Linked DNA regions of Homo sapiens: region 2 is linked to region 1. Evidence: chromatin loops called from intact Hi-C (ENCODE). Cell type or tissue: B cell. All regions are shown on one strand.

Region 1 (8,000 bases):
ATACTGACTCCATGAGATAATTGAGTTGCCCAAACTTTCAAGACCAGTTAAAGGCAGAATGCGAACTGAAAACCAGATCTTCTGAGTCTTAGTGCCCCATTCACAGAGCTGTTTAAAATATGGATCATCTTTCTGGAGGAAACAGCTTTACCTACTCTGCTCACTTGCTCTAGGATTGAGAGGGTAGAGTGAAAGAAGCGGGGAGAAGTCATCTCAGAGTTAAAACTTTTTTCAGAACCATTTGACTCTTGCTCTGCTATGCTTAAAAGCTGCTTCTGCATCTAGGGTTTACCCAGAAACCCATCATCACAAAACCAGTAGCTCCTTTTGTCATACGTAACTACTCGAAAGCATGCAAGCAGGGGTGATCATCCAATTACAAGATCAGCTTTCTGTTGTCCAAGATAATAAAGCCGCAGTATTCATGGGTTATGATTTGGATGGGCACCCGCTAGAGTGGCATCATCTTGTTGGCCATCTTCCCTGCTCTGATCACATCCTTTAGTACCTGTAGAAATGTTGCAGCTCTTGCTACTGACTAATGGGACTATTTCATGTTGAATGTGAACAGAGAGAAACTAAGAAACTTGAATATTATAACTGGAATATGAATTTGGAAAATATTTAGATGTTCTCATTTATTCTAATTCAATACTTTAAGAAAGGGCATGGCTTCAGTTCTGATTCTGCACAATTTACTGGTAGATTTATGGGGAGGAACCCGTTTGGATTTGTTTCAAAATTTAACTTAAAATATTGCTGACTGGGTTTTTTTGGGGTTCATGTCAAGGTTTTTCTTCATGGTTTTGTTTTGTTGAGGTCCTGGGAAGGTCCATGAATATTTGGAGCATGAAGTAGATCTGTTGAAAACAAAAACAAATCTTGAGAATGCTACTATTTTTTGAAAAATACTAAACAATAGGCTTCTGATGTTCATTATTTAAACAAGATGAACTGAAAGAATGTTTGTCAGTCCATTTTGGATTGAAAAATGTCAGGTTCTTCTTTTTTAAAGTTTGAAAAAGCATCTCCTTTACAATGGATTTTTAAACCCAAAGTGTACCATTTCATCCTCTAAAAATGTAACTGACACCTGAGGTTGGGAGTTCAAGACCAGCCTGACCAACATGGAGAAACCCCGTCTCTACCAAAAATACAAAATTAACCAGTTGTGGTGGTAGGCACCTGTAACCCTAGCTACTCAGGAGGCTGAGGCAGGAGAATTGCTTGAACCCAGGAGGTGGAGGTTGTAGTGAGCCAAGATCATGCCACCCAGCATGGGCACCAAGAGCAAAACCCCTTCTCAAAAAACAAAACAAAACAAAATGTAACTGATGTGAACTTGGAACTATTGTGGCAGAAACAGTTTCTGGTTGTGCATTTTTGATTGGTGGGGGAGGTTTTTAGAGAGGTCACATTGAAAAGTCTGAAATATCCAAGAGTGCTCAGCAGAGCTTTTCCTGTAACTTGAAGGTATATAAAGCTGAAAGGCAGAACATAAAGAAGAGGTGCCAATGGAAATTCTATTTTAGGGGCATCCCTACCCTTCACCAAATGGGTAATTTTTAGTACACTTACCAGGTTATATTACTGTGCCAAAAACAGTGTGGTGGTTTTGAGTGTCTTTTTTTTTTCCACTTGGTTAACTACTTCTAACCTAATGTTTCTAAACCACAAGAATTCAACTAAATGCTTTAGACTATGAATACCTCTTTACCTTTCTTCATCACACGCACATGCTCATTCCCTAATGGCAACCTGCTCATTCCTTTTAGCCTTCACCCCAGTAAAGCTGGTCATTTGGATATTATCTTTAACTGAATTGCTTCATTTTTGTTAAAAATTATTTAATGCAATCACAGAAGATGTCTATTTATTAGAGATCTATTAAAGTAGCAGCTTTTAAATCAGATGGATCTCAAAGGCTCTCTGTGCTTCAGTTTTCTCATCTAAAAGATGGGCATAGTAACAAGACCTTCCTTAAAGGAGGCTAAGAGAATTACAACCAGCAGATGCCAGTGAAATCCTTAGTAAGTGTCCAATAAGCAAACCATGGGATTGTCCTAAGTTCAAACAGGCATCTTTCATTGTTTGGACCAGGGCTTTGCTGGGGCGGTAGGGTTAGGCAGGGACACTGAGATGTGTGTCCTTGGAGAACTCTGAGAAGGAGGGGGGCAAGAGCTCAGTAGCTCACTCTCAGGGAAGCTTCCAGTCTCCTTTAGCTTGTCACAACTGCAGAACCGTGTTTTCCTTTTCAGATCAAGAAACAATGTCTGCAGTCTCCCTTTCTCCTGTGCCTATGCTCAAGCTCCACACTGGCCCAGAGCTTCCTCCTTCAAGTCAATTCAAATAGTTACACTCAAGTAGCAGACAGAAACAAGCTTTCTCTTCATTTGTTAAACTTTTAAAATTGCTTCATCGTGATAAAATACACACAACATAAACGTTACCATCTTAACTATGAAGTGTACCATTAACAATGTGTTAAGTATACTCACATTATTGTACAACCAATGTAATCTCCAAAACTCATCTTACAAAACTGAAACTCTGTACCCATTAAACGACTCCTCATTTCCCCCTCCCTTATAAAAGTCTGACTGTTCTTGATATCTTACGTAAGTGGAATCATACAGTGTTTGTCTTTTTGTGACTGGCCTATTTCACTTAGTATGATGTCCTCAAGGTTCATCTATGTCAAAGCATATGTCAGACTGTCCTTCGTTTTTAAGGCTGGATAATATTCCATTGCATGTGTATTTCACATTTTGTTTATTTACTCATCTATCAATGGACACTGGAGTTGCTTCCATTTTTTTGGCTACTGTGAATAATGCTCTATCAACATGGTGTACAAACATCAGTTGGAGTCCTGCTTTCTACTCTTTGGGGTATATATTATACCTATAAGTGAAAATGCTGGGTCATATGGTAATTCTCTTTTCAATTTTTTGAGAAATGCCATAAGTTTTTCCACAGTGGCTGCACCGTTTTACATTCCCACTGACAGTGTTCTCTTCACTTTTATGAGGTGGCCACTCTTTCAGAAGGAGAGGCACTCTGGGTAAGATATGTGTCTAGAAATAGAATAAGATCAATCAGCCTTGATTCACGGAAGTGTCCTGTTCCAGCACCACCTTGCCAGGTGAAGTGAGTCACAAGCTCCCTTTCCGTTTCATTGTCACTGGCGGAAGGAAGTGATAGAGGTGGCTTCCAGCCATGCTGGGATGCCACATGCGTTTGCTGCTTGAGGAGGGACTTCCCATCTTTCCCTTGCTCTCTTTTCGCACACCTACTGCTAGGGCGCCTCTGACATAAGCCCACCTGCAACTTCTTCCAGGATCTGCTTCCACTTTGCCCCAGGAGCTACTTTTCTCTTTATCATTTTCTTTCATAGGATCTGAAAATGGTCTAGCAAAAGGTTGTTTCTTTGTTAGTCTCATGTTCTCGTGTCCATGTCAAATAGGGAAAATGAGGAAATTAATTGCTGTCTCTCTCAGGAACTCAGACCAACATAAAAATAAGACTCCTGAACTTAGAGCCTGTTTTGTCCACAAGATTATCCAACCTGCAGCAAGCACCAGAACTTGCCTGAGATCCTGAGATCCTAGTCACCTGGACATACACCAAGATCTAGCATGGAAGAAGGGAAATCTGCATCAGGAGTTCAGAGAAGGAAGAAGGATCAGTGAACTAACCTTAGCTCCTCCCTTTCAAATATCCACCTGGAAAAACAAAAATCTGTTCTCACCCTGGGCCACAAAGCTTGATGCTTAGGAGGCAGGCAGCTTGGAGGTGTGTTTCACCACCTGCTGGTTGCATGACTGTGAGCTCAGGACTTCACCTTTTTGTGCCTCAGTTTCCTCATCTGTAAAAGGGAGACAAGAGTTGTATACCTTATAGCATTCAAAGCAGTTTTATCACCTCACAACAACAAATTCTCTCACACTAGAGGCTATTAATCATCCTAGCAAGAGAAAAAGAGAAGGATCTTCAAAATTCAAATTTGGTTCCGTGTTTAGGTTCCTGTAAACAAGTCCGACACATTCTCCCTCTGCATCTTTGTTCAAGTTGTTTGCCTCTGTTGGTTCTTTCTCATGGTCCTCCTCCCGATCTTCTGCCTCTTTCTTCCCTTTCTTTTTGTGGGTTTAACTCTCCAGGCCCATAAGGATCTGTCCTGCCACATCTCTTATTTGAGATGCTCATTTTTGCTCTTCTTTTTACTGTGTCCTTCTCAGAGCTCCAGAACGATTTATTTTGCATTACCCATTAAGGCAGGCACATTGCTAGGCGCTCGCTGGAGACATGTGGTTGACGCTTTTTGAAGAATGCAGAATGCCTGGCTTAAAGAAACCTACTTTCTTAGAAAAGTTCCAGCTTAGAGCAAACCACCTCGTGATCACCCGCGTGGAATCTCGGGCTGAGCAATGTGGTTTGCAGATCCCTGAGCAGGGGCCTGTGAAATCTGGGAAGCAGGCATGTGCTGTGCGCAGAGGCATTCCAATAATAGTTTCAGATGCAGAGGACGGGCGGGCTGCTGTGACTCATGTCCCCAGCGCACGCACGTCTCCAGGCAGAGGGGACGTGGGCGGGGACGCTCACCCTTGGCCGAGGGGAATTACCTGGGGAGGCCAGGAAACAGGCCCCGGAGCACAGACAGGAGCCTGGCGTGCACAAGGGCAGCCACGCTGACTCACACAGGAAGGCAAGAGGGCGATGACCAAATTTGAAAGAAGCAAGTCGTCTATGTCAGGGAAGCCCTTAGAGAAACAGGAAGCATGATCAGCTGGTTTCAAGCTCAGAAAAGGAAAATTCAGTGTGTCCCCATGCCTTTGTTCTCACAGAAGTTTATCAAGATGAGACTCTGCTGAGCCTAGCACTGTGGTTCTGAGAAGTGAGAGTCAGCTACCTCCTCCAAGGGGGCCTCCACAGTGAGAGCGCACACAGTTGTCCGTCTGCAAGAACTGTTGGTACTTACCATAGCAAACATGTACGGACAGGGCCTCCACCTTCAGTTTTGTGGGTTGTGACCAGCCAAAGGGTGGCCAGCCGAGGGAGGAACTCTGCTTCCCAAGTCAGGCACCAGCCTGAGCCAGCCCAGAGGAAGGGACATCTTTTTCTAATGTGTCTACCCAAATGAGCACACCCTTTTCCAATTACCACAAAGACACCCTGCATGCTAGCTGTGGCCCTGTCTACAGAACACTTATTATATTCCAGACTCTGTTAAGAATTTGGTACACATTGTCTCATTTAATTCTTACAACGAACCTAAGAGACGGATTCTTTTTTTTTTGAGACAGAGTCTCACTCTGTCACCAGGCTGGAGTGCAGTGGCACGATCTCGGCTCACTGCAACCTCCGCCTCCTGGGTTTGAGCGATTCTCCTACCTCAGCCTCCCGAGTAGCTGGGAACTTCAGGTGCGCACCAGCATGCCCAGCTAATTTTTGTATTTTCAGTAGAGATAGAGTTTCACCACGTTGGCCAGGATGGTCTCAATCTCTTGACCTCGTGATTTGCCCGCCTCAGCCTCCCAAAGTGCTGGGATTAGGGTTCTTTTATTAACTCTGTTTTATAGATGAGGAACCGTAAGTACAGAGAGGGAATCTGCCTAACGCCACACAGCTATTTGTATCAGATTTGAAATTTGTACAAGGGCATGCTGCCTCCTAGGATGATTTTGTTTAGAACTAGATGATGATGATGATCATGATTTCAGTCATAGGTAGTTGAAGCTTCCCTGTGTTCTCAAGGATGTCTCAGTCAGCCTAATATGCCTCTGGGGTAAACAGAGAATGGTGGAGTGTTGGAAAGTTCTTGGAGAGGTTGGCTCCACCTGTCCAGGGCCAGGCTGCCCCAGGGCCATGTGCCCTGGCTGAGTAGCTGGCCTCTCTCCTATGCTAGAGCTTGGTATATGCCCAGCTGGCTAGGCTCTCTGGATTTCAGGATCTCAGACAAGTTCTGGTGCTTGTTGCAGATTGGATAATCTTGTGGACAAAACATAGGCTCTAAGTTCAGGAGTCCTATTTTCATGTTGGTCTGAGTTCCTGAGAAAGACAGCAGTGAACTTCCTCATTGCAGCACAGGGCACTTCCTCCGGCAGCACAGGGCAGGGATCCCCCTAACTGAACATAGGCTTGCCACCACCCTATTTCCCCAATGCCCTGAGTGTGGTGGGACTTCTTGCTATGCAGAAGATTTCTGTATAATTCTCCAGGTAATGACAGACAGGATAACCTGCCACTCAAATGGAGTTGCCACTTCAAGAGAAACAGCAACCTTTAGTCCAGAAATTCTAAAGCATCAATCCCCTTAAAATCATATTCTCAGCCCAGGATTGGTATGCTAACAAGTTCCCAGGGAGTTTGATACCCGTAGTTCTTTGGATTATTCTTCCTGAAACATCGCTTTGGGCCTTTCATGCTGAGAGATGTAGGTCGCCATCCAAGCTAAATGAAATAAGCAGAGCTGACACTGAAAGTCCTTTTGTCCGATGAAAGCTAACAACTCTAGTATCTTGGCTGACCATCACATCCTTTAAGGATCATTTTATTTTTAACAAATAACTGGAAAGTTGGCTTGCAATACCTTCAGGTGAAGGCTTTGGGGGGTGGGGCCACCTGTGACGACATGAATTGCCCTGAGGAAAATCATAGGAAGAAAATATATAGGTTTGAGTGACCTGGGCCATATTTTTGGGGCCCAATGGTTCAGCAAATCTAAAGATTTTCATATAGAAACACAAAACATTTGGAAAATGAGAGTAGATAAGGATTTGTGTTTCAGAAGGGCAGCTTACACCTCTGAGTTCAGGGATGAAAGGTTCTTCAGGACAGAGGGTGCTGTACTTTCTCTAATTTCCCACCCAGACTCCCTCCTTCCTACAAACATAGCAGGCACGACCTGGGTTTTGATCTGAAAAGCATCACACAGGCTTGTGGCCCAGAAATGTCTGTCTAATCTTCCTGACATTTCATGCTTCTGTGGCTTTCCTTTGGCTCTGGAAGAATTGGGAACTGTGAGACAGCCCACCCGAAGGGCTAAGTCCCTGAGAGGGAACCCCTTAATCTGTTAGCCCTCTGCCATTTTGGGACAGATTTCTTATCAACCCTGGCAGCTAGCCGAGATAATCAAGGCAGGTAAGGAGGCAGTGCCTGGATAATGGAATGGGAGAGGGTTAATGAGATCTGATAGGACATCGGGAGGGGGGCATGTGGATGCTGTTTCACATGCCAGAGGCCAGGTCTGCTGGTCTGCTTACTTCCTTTATCCTTCTGATTAGAGCTGGAATGGTCCCTGCCCTCCCCACCAAAACCATAAGTGCCCTCCCCACAACTTGCCCCATTACTTAGACTCAACACTCTCTAAGAATCCAAACAGCTGACCACATCACATGTTCTGGCTTCTTTCTGTTTTAAAGGAATGAGGGCAAGTGTGTGTGTGTGTGTGTGTGTGTGTGTAGAAGGCATGTTGGGCTCTATAGCTGCAGATTCCCTTCCCTTGGGCTCTCTCAGCTTCTACCAGTTTGAACAATCCCAGGAACTGCACACAAAAGAGACAGCTGGCTATGAACATCTTCCCCATGGGGAGACAGCTCCCAGGTAGAGCTGAAGCTGCAGCTGTCATCCTCAGAAAGGAGCTGTCTCCCTGCCAGATGTAAAGCCCAGACCTTGACCATCTCACAGCAACCTGAATTTCATTTATTGGGTTAGCTGGGCCACAACAGGCAAAAAGTAAGGAGAACTGGCCTTCCTCTGCTTTCCTCCTAGCTGTGAGCAGACACACAGGCTCCCAAAGCTTGTTGGAAATGAAGGTAGACAGTGAAGTTGGGCAAGGGACAGCCTCTTTGTGCCTCAATTCTGTCAAATGTAACACAGACCACTTGACCATAGAAGTTCCCTCTGGTTTTAAAGCTGTAAAACTCTGTAAGATGTTACCACTGTTAGTCTGGCACACATTTAGAGGTATGCATGTGTAGAGAGACATTATACAGGTGTTT
Region 2 (8,000 bases), 1.2 Mb before region 1:
CTTCGCATTTAAAACTTAGATTTAGCTGACTGGTGGGGGAAAAAACCACGTGTTGCCAGACCTATCCTCAGTGCCCATGAATATGGACGACCCAGAGAGAATATGTATGTGCAGCTGCTGCCCCAGTAGTTGCAAAGGTGCTGATTAGCTTAGAGGAGACATTTTGCTTTTCTCGTCTCCTTTGGCATAACTGATGTCACATACGGTTGGAGAAAAGGGACTTCCTCAGTTTGTCTCACTCTATTCCGGCCCTACAGCAAAAGGCTCAATGCTGTCATTTCCCTCCTTCTCCTGAATATATAAGTGCCCATGACACCTAAATTATTCTGTGCCTCAGCCTTTTGTGTGCTTTACTAAGCACTTTACTGCCCTAATGTGATGCAGAAGATTGAGAATCCAGGAGGAGCTCTGCTAAGCCAGTGGCCTGAGTGAGCTCCTTGAAAATAGAAAGCAGGTAAATGAAGTAGCTTGGTTTCAACCCAGTGAAAAACTGATAACGAGTGGATGACGCTACCAAGAGGATCAAGGAGGCCACCATAAGCCTGTGCCATAATATTGAATCATCTCTGGTTAGGTGGAAATGGCAATAGATCCTGTGCCTTTGATTTCTAGGAGAAAGAGGCAAGTGACAAGAAACACAGCTGATAAGAGAATTTAGAAACCAAACACATTTTAGAGAATGTCTAGGGCTCAGCATACACGTAGCCCTTCCCTTATAGCTTTTATAATCACAATTGTATCATCAAAATGGCCACGATGATAGAGGCACCAAAGCACCACATGCTCTGGAATTATCTAGGAAGCATTAGATTGTTTTCAGACTATTGTAATTTTTTAAGGCAAAAGGTACACACACATGCACACACACACACTATTCTTCACATTCTGTTTGATTGAGAGTACACTACTGACATCATGACCCTTAAGCCCTATACACCAATGTTTATATATCCTAAAAACAAGGATATTATATGACTATAGTGCCATTATGAAATTCAAGATATTTAATATTGATACAATGTAATTATCCAACATACTGTCTATATCCAAATTTTGCCAATTGTCCCATTATTGTTCTTTATAGTAATTTTTGTTTTTCCAATCCAGGATCACACATTGCATTTAGTTGTTATATCTCCTTAGACTCCTTTAATCTGAGACAGTTCCTCAGCCTTTGTCTTTCACAACATGAATGTCCTTTGAAGAATGCAGGCCTATATTTTGCAGAATGTCCCAGTTATGGGTTTGTATGTTCCTCATAATTTGACTCTGGTTACACATTTTTGGTAGAAATACTGCATTAGTAAGGGTGTGTCATTCTCCCTATCAATATTCAAATGAAACATTTTTGAGCATGAGTTCTGATAGCCAGGGTTCCAGAACAGCACAACGGTAATGCAACAGAGAGTGAAAGGACAAGATGCAGAGAAGGAACACTGGGCCCCAGCAGACAGCATGGCCACCGCCAGGACCACGTGCTTCTGTTACTTTTTCCAGGCAGACACCCACTACCATTGCAGTTTCTCGGATCTCCACATGACCATTTCCTATAAACCCAGCCTTCTCTTCCTAGAGAAGTCTAGAAATGTGGTTAATTTCCAAAGTCCCTTTCTCACCTCTCTGCTTCTGCTGGCTCCAGTGCAGATGGGACTTCTTGATGTGAACTCACACAGCGAGTAGAGCTGTGGCAAGGCCACGTGGTATTCATGACAATTGCCTCATGCCCATCACTATTCTAAGTCAAGGGGCATTCGCTTGGGACTCACTGTGCACTGGGACCTGTGTCATCTGCTTTGTCTCCAGCTCTGTCTCAGACCTGTGCTCCCAGAGCTACATCTGTATTTGCAATCCCTTTTCCCTCTAGGTATTCATTTGCATTTTCTCAATCAGGCTCTTATTTTCCTCCCTTCTGCTGTATATCTAACTCCCTCTCATCCCACTGTATTTTCTTTCCTTGCAAGTGTTGAAACATTTTCTAATTTGGAACTCTGAATTTCACTCAAGTGCTTATTCTCACCTTTTCGGATTTCTCATCTGCGCTTGACACACGCAGCAGCCACCTCCCCATGCATCAGAAGTCTGGGACACTGACCTCCAACGCTTCCTCATTAAGCATGCCTCCATCCAAGATAGAGCAAGTCGACTGAGCCAAATCCCAGAGCAACAATTAGTCTCTGAAAACAAAACAAACACTCCCTAGAGAGCACATTCCTGTAACTTCATTGTCAATCTGATTCCTCCAGGCAAAGGGCATTCCAGTTACATGCACTTTATTTTCTGTTTGTCTGTAAAGTCAGACTGCTTGGGTTCAAATCCTAGCTCTCAACCACCAAGCTGTGTTCTCTGAGCCTCCCTTTTCCTCAAATGTAGATTGAAGTTAGGAACTTCGCCTTGCAAGTTTACTGTGAGGATTAATGCGATAATGTGTGTCAGCACTAAACAAGAAGAGTTAGCGTTTAACTGGATCATCACAACCTCACATCATTATCGAAAGCTATTGGGAAGCCCTTGTGTCTATGAACTTGGAGTTCCTTTCAAAAAAGAGCTCTGCTAACCAGTCCCCATCCCACACCTAGGGACTGAAGGGCTCACTTCTATCACAGTTTTGAGGGAAAAGGATGGCCAAGCTGAGCTCACTTGAAAAGGGGAGGCATGCCCACATTCCCAAGTAAATATTTCAAGAGTGCATCTAAAATGATGCCACAATCCAAATCACAGAACACGAATTCCAGCTGTTCTTTGCATATTTATCAGCTTCCAAAGACTTGATACGGGTCCTAATATTTTTGCTTAAGTCACACATATATAGGGACACAAACATTCACAGAGAGAGAGAGAGACAGAGAGAGAAAACATGTAGCATTTGACAATGGAAGAATCTATGTAGCCTGTAGGTGTTCACTGTAATAGTCTCAGAACTTGTAGGTAGGTTTGGATATTTTTCCAAACAAAAAGTTTTATTTAAAAATTAATCTTGACTCCTACTTGTATGTAAAAAACAAAAACAATTTTGATCCATCTAAATGTGAAACCTAGAAATAGCAAATAAATACAAAACAATAAAGCTTCTAGAAGAAACATGGGATAATATCACGGTCTTGAGGTAGGCAAAGATTTCTTAAACAGGACAGAATTGTACTGAAAATACAGGAAAAAAATAAGTTGAGGTATATTAAAATTAAGAACTTTGGGGCCGGGCACGGTGGCTCACGCCTGTAATCCCAGCACTTTGGGAGGCCGAGGTGGGCGGATCAGGAGGTCAGGAGATCGAGACCATCCTGGCTGACAAGGTGAAACTCCGTCTCTACTAAAAATACAAAAAAATTGCCAGGTGTGGTGGTGGGCGCCTGTAGTCCCAGCTACTCGGGAGGCTGAGGCAGAATGGCGTGAACCTGGGAGGTGGAGCTTGCAGTGAGCTGAGGTCACGCCACTGCACTCGAGCCTGGGCGACAGAGTGAGACTCCGTCTCAAAAGAAAAAAAGAAAGAAAGAAAGAAAAAAGAAACAGTACTGCGTAATTTATAAAGAAAAGAGGTCTAATTGGCTCACTGCTCTGCAGGCTCTACAGGAAGCACAGTGCTGGCATCTGCTTGGCTTCTGGGGAGGACTTGAGACGCTTACAATCATGGCAGAAGGCAGACGGGGAGCAGGCACGCTGCATGGTGAAAGCAGGAGAGAGAGAATGACAGAGGAGGTGCCACTCTTTTCAATGACCAGATCTCAGGCTCAGGAGAACTCATTATCACCAAGACAGCACCAAGCTGTGACGGAGCTGCCCCCACACGCCTCCCACCAGGCCCTACCTCCACCACTGGGGATTAAAATACAACATGAGATCTGGGCAGGGACACAGATCCAAACTATATCAGATCCCAAGTGGCAAACTGGGCCTAAATTTTAAATACAGCCGAGCAGCCACTTGCTGACTAGAGGTCACACATGTACTCTGAGTTTCTGAAAACCCCCATCTCTGTTTAATTTTGGAACTTTCTGATCTCACCTGAACCAACCAATCAGGGCTCAGCTTTATCAACCAGTCAGGGTCCAGCTGCACCAACCGATCAGAACTAAGCAAGTTTGAATCCTTCTGCTGCGTAAATGAATTTGATTGGGAAGCTGAGTGGGAAAATTTCTCTCTATGGAGGCCAAGTTCCTCATTTGTTCCCTGGAATGCACCTTCCAAAGGCTACGTGCCAAAGGCCGTGTCTCCTCAGTTTGCGAACTGTTCATTGGAATAAAGTCTCCTTCGTCAAATTCCACCTCAGAGAACTTTTATTCACAGGCTTAATAGGGTAATGGCAGTCACATGAACATGCAGACATTATGTGGTTAACTATGCATGAGCTGAAGGGGGAAGAAGAAAAGAGGAAAGGAAAGCAGCTTGGAAGGGTGAGTAAAGTTCGGGGTAATTTACCCTTGAAAAACGGCCAAACCCTTAAGTCAAAAGCAAGAGTTTATTCTTTTAGCCACCCCTCCTTTTATCCCTTGCCAGCAGCCTGGAAAGTTCCAGAATCTCAGGAATAAGTTCCATTTTTCTTTGCATCCCCCAGCTCCCTCCCTAGTATCCACACAGTAGCAAGGGCTCCCTAAACAGCCTTCGAATCTTGTTCTTGAGAACTCACTCACACGTGATAGATGAAACAAAAGAAAATACAGATCTGATGCTAACTGAATAGCTGACAAGGTCATTTAAAATCAGACTTCTTTCAGAGGGAGGGCTGCAGGAATGTTGTTGTATTGGAAGGTTTCAGTTTCATCTGGCTTATCCAAAAAGGAAAGACTTTGCTGCCACACAGGGCTAGGCTTGCAGGCCCTAGAACACTGAGCACCACTCCTGAGACATGAATAGCACTGAAGGCCCCAGAACAGGCAGCCAAAGGACTAGGGGGCCTCCCGCTGATGCAAGGATTTCAAAGTTAAACTTGTAGGTGTATAAGAGTGGGGCATTTAAAACAGCCTGCTTCCCAATGAGGTGGAATTAAATGGTGATGTTATCCTATTGGAGGCTGTCTCCTGGAGGTGATAACCTATGTTCCTGATCACTGGGGGGATGGTGCCCTTATTCCTACCCACTTGTCATGCCTCCCAAATGTCTGTATGACATTGACCTGAAACCACCTTTGCAAAATTATGACAGCAAGAGAAATATGACATAGTTGACTCCATCTTACTTCTAACCTCCAGTTTCTCCTTGGTCATTCCTGGGTGTAGACCAAGCTGAATTTGGGATGAATTTAGTTTATACTTTAACCTTAAAGCAAGGATGGTAATAGCCCTTCTTAAAACAAAAGCACCTTTTTAAAACTAAAGAAAGGTCACCCGTTAGGATTATGAGAGGGGCTTGAATTTGCCTAAGATGTTGGCATAGTTACTCCTTACTGTTCAGGAGTCATGTGGCCAGAGGTCACAAGATTTGTGACTTCCCCAATTACTCCTGTAGATAACATCTATTATAGAATCTAAGATTTTTTTTTGAGATATCTTTCAGACTAACCCCACCCAGACTCCTGACTCACCCCATCCTGCGGCCTCACCCAGAGGTGGACTCAGAACTAAGGACCATTTTCCAAAACCTTATGACTTCTTCCCCAACCAGTCAACATTTGCCATTCCCGTGTACCCTGCCCACCAAACTATCCTTGAAAACTCCTAATCTCCAAGACTTTGGAGTGATTGATTTGAGTAATAACTCTGTCTCCCACCTGGCGTGGCCAGTCTCACATCAATTAAACTTTCTTTACTGCAATGCCGTAGTCTCAGTGGATTGATTTTGTCTGGGCAGTGGGCAGGAAGAACTTGTCAGGCAATTACAGACCTTCCAACCTGAAGGGTGAGGGGACAGCCTTCTGGGGCTGATAGAAATGTCTTACTCTTCTCCTTCTGTTATGGGCTGAATTTTCTCTCCCCCACCACCAAATTCATATGTTGAAGTCCTAACCCACAGGACCTCAGAATGTGACTGTATTTAGAGACAGGGCCTTTAAAGAGGTCATTAAGGGAAGCTGAGGTCATATAGGTGGGCCCTAATCCAATCTGACTGGAGTCCTTAAAAGATGAGGACATTTGGACAAACAAGAAGACACCAGTGCTCATGCACACAGGAAAGGCCATGAGAGGACACAGAGAGAAGATGGCCATCTGCATGCCAGGGAGCGAGGGTGCAGAAGCAGCAAACTCTGCCAACACCTTGATCTTAAAATTCCAGCCTCCAGAACTGTGAGACAATCAATTTCTCTTGTTTAAGTCACCTAGTCTATGGTATTCAGGGTTTTTTTGGTTTGTTTTTGTTTTTTGGTGTATTTTTGGTTTGTTTGTTTTAAGACAGAGTCTTGCTCTGTCGCCAAGGCTGGAGTGCGGTGGCACAATCACGGCTCACTGCAACCTCTGCCTCCCGGGTTTGAGTGAGTCTCCTGCCTCAGCCTCCCGAGTAGTTGGGATTACAGGCATGTGCCACCATGCCCAGCTAATATTTGTATTTTTAGTACAGATGGGGTTTTGCCATGTTGCCCAGACTGGTCTCGAACTCCCAGTCTCAAGGCATACACCCACCTTGGCCTCCCAAAGTGCTGGGATTATAGGCGTGAGCCACCACGCCTGGCCCAGTCTGTGGCATTTGTTATGACAGCCCAAGCAAAGCAACACACACCTTCCCAGCCTTCATTTCTCATTGGCATGATGCCTCCTCTTGGCCTGCTGCTGATTCCATCCTAATGCCAGACCAACAAGGCTCTGCTCACCCAGCTCTGAGCCTTACCCCAGTGCTGGCTTTGCTCTGCTCTTCCTGATCCTCTGATCTCCTTCTAGTCCTGCCCCAGGGCAACTCCACATCTGGCTATTCCTGGCTCTTACTCTTCTTTTTACCTCAACCCAGACCAGCAGCTCACCAAGCCACCAAGACTCATGGTTCCTCCTGTATGCAGCCCTTGTCTGACAGGCCACGTGGTATTGATCACTTGTGGGGTCAGAGAAAGTGGGAGGAAGTTTGAAGCATTTTAGAGGATGGCAAGAGACGGAGGCCCTTCTCCTTTTTCTCTCATTATCCCCTCCAAGAACTTCCCACAGGTTGATAAATATTGCTATGGTCCAAAACAGAAGGTGCAATTTGGCTCTATTCTCAGATTTTCCTCCTATGGGTTAGTAAAACAGATGGAAGGCTGTCCAAGTCCAAGAGAGAGCCAGACTCATTCAGAGTGATCTTTTCAATGCTCGAAAACCTGGCACAGCGCTGTCTTTACTAATTCTCACCCTGAGAGGAGACCAAAGGACTCATTGGGATAGAGGCCATGTGAGAGTGGGGATGTTAAACCAACAGCTCCCCTAGGTTGAGGCAGGTTTAGGGGTCTGCTTTGTGCACACAGACCCTATTAATATCTTATGACCCACTTGGGATTATTTGGGTGGAATTGTTTGAAGAGGAGAAAAATTCTCTTTGCTTCCTATTAAGATGCCACCAGATGATCCCCTGGCAGAGTTCTTTGGCTCCTTTCTCACAATAATGAAAAAATTATATATACACCTTATTTCCTTTTTAAAGACACTAGATATTGGGATGCCAAGGCTCAGATTGGACTGCGTGCTAAATCTCAAAATTTTCAGACAGTTTAATCTGCATAAAGACAAACAGTTTGGACTCACCTCAATGCACATCTGATCCCAGGAGGTGATGACTTTACAGCCGGCAGAAAACAGCACCACCCAAAAGAAGCAGCTGACGTCAAACGCCATCACAGGCTAGGATTGCTTGGTGGGTTTACCTAATGCTTGGAGCTGAGAAATGGAATCAAACTGTGAAGGCCCTGGCAATTTGGCAGCCAGAGAGGTACTCAGAAGGGTGATCTTGGAACAAGAAATGCTGTTGACTGCTCAGCATTCTGTGGCTCTGTGCTGGAAAAAAAAAAAAAAAAAAAAAAGGAAGTCCCTTTTGCATACCACCCATCTTTGCCAAAAATAACTGAGGACCCAACCCCAGAATGGCCCGTTGCATTTCCTGGCACTGAACAT

The links. Peaks named below come from ENCODE experiments on the same cell type or tissue, not always from the same donor. Only the 100,000 strongest peaks of a DNase experiment are listed, where the experiment ranks them.
Region 2: a loop joins it to region 1, with 3 times the contacts of the local background. A loop is called at or near these places in 2 of 110 quality-filtered maps.

What each region holds. Positions count from the first base shown.
Region 1 is chr5:68,429,718-68,437,717 of GRCh38, forward strand. LOC105379013 (a long non-coding RNA gene) reads right to left here. Exons shown (of 5, transcript XR_007058804.1): 4 at 3,752-3,868; 5 at 1-860. Among named protein-coding and RNA genes, the nearest start is that of PIK3R1, 220 kb to the left of the region's middle. RefSeq lists enhancers at 3,997-5,196, 4,475-4,814, 4,505-4,799, 5,185-5,244. In B cell, no CTCF peak of the experiment used is centred here; DNase peaks (open chromatin) are centred at 4,684 and 6,094; H3K4me3 peaks cover 685 bases; H3K27ac peaks cover 1,481 bases.
Region 2 is chr5:67,188,918-67,196,917 of GRCh38, forward strand. It overlaps CD180 (CD180 molecule), which reads right to left and starts at 7,882. Exons shown (of 3, transcript NM_005582.3): 1 at 7,635-7,882. The coding sequence starts at 7,724. RefSeq lists enhancers at 4,691-4,790, 6,706-6,855. In B cell, no CTCF peak of the experiment used is centred here; DNase peaks (open chromatin) are centred at 4,324, 5,404, 7,774, 7,994 and 1 weaker place; H3K4me3 peaks cover 7,848 bases; H3K27ac peaks cover 8,000 bases.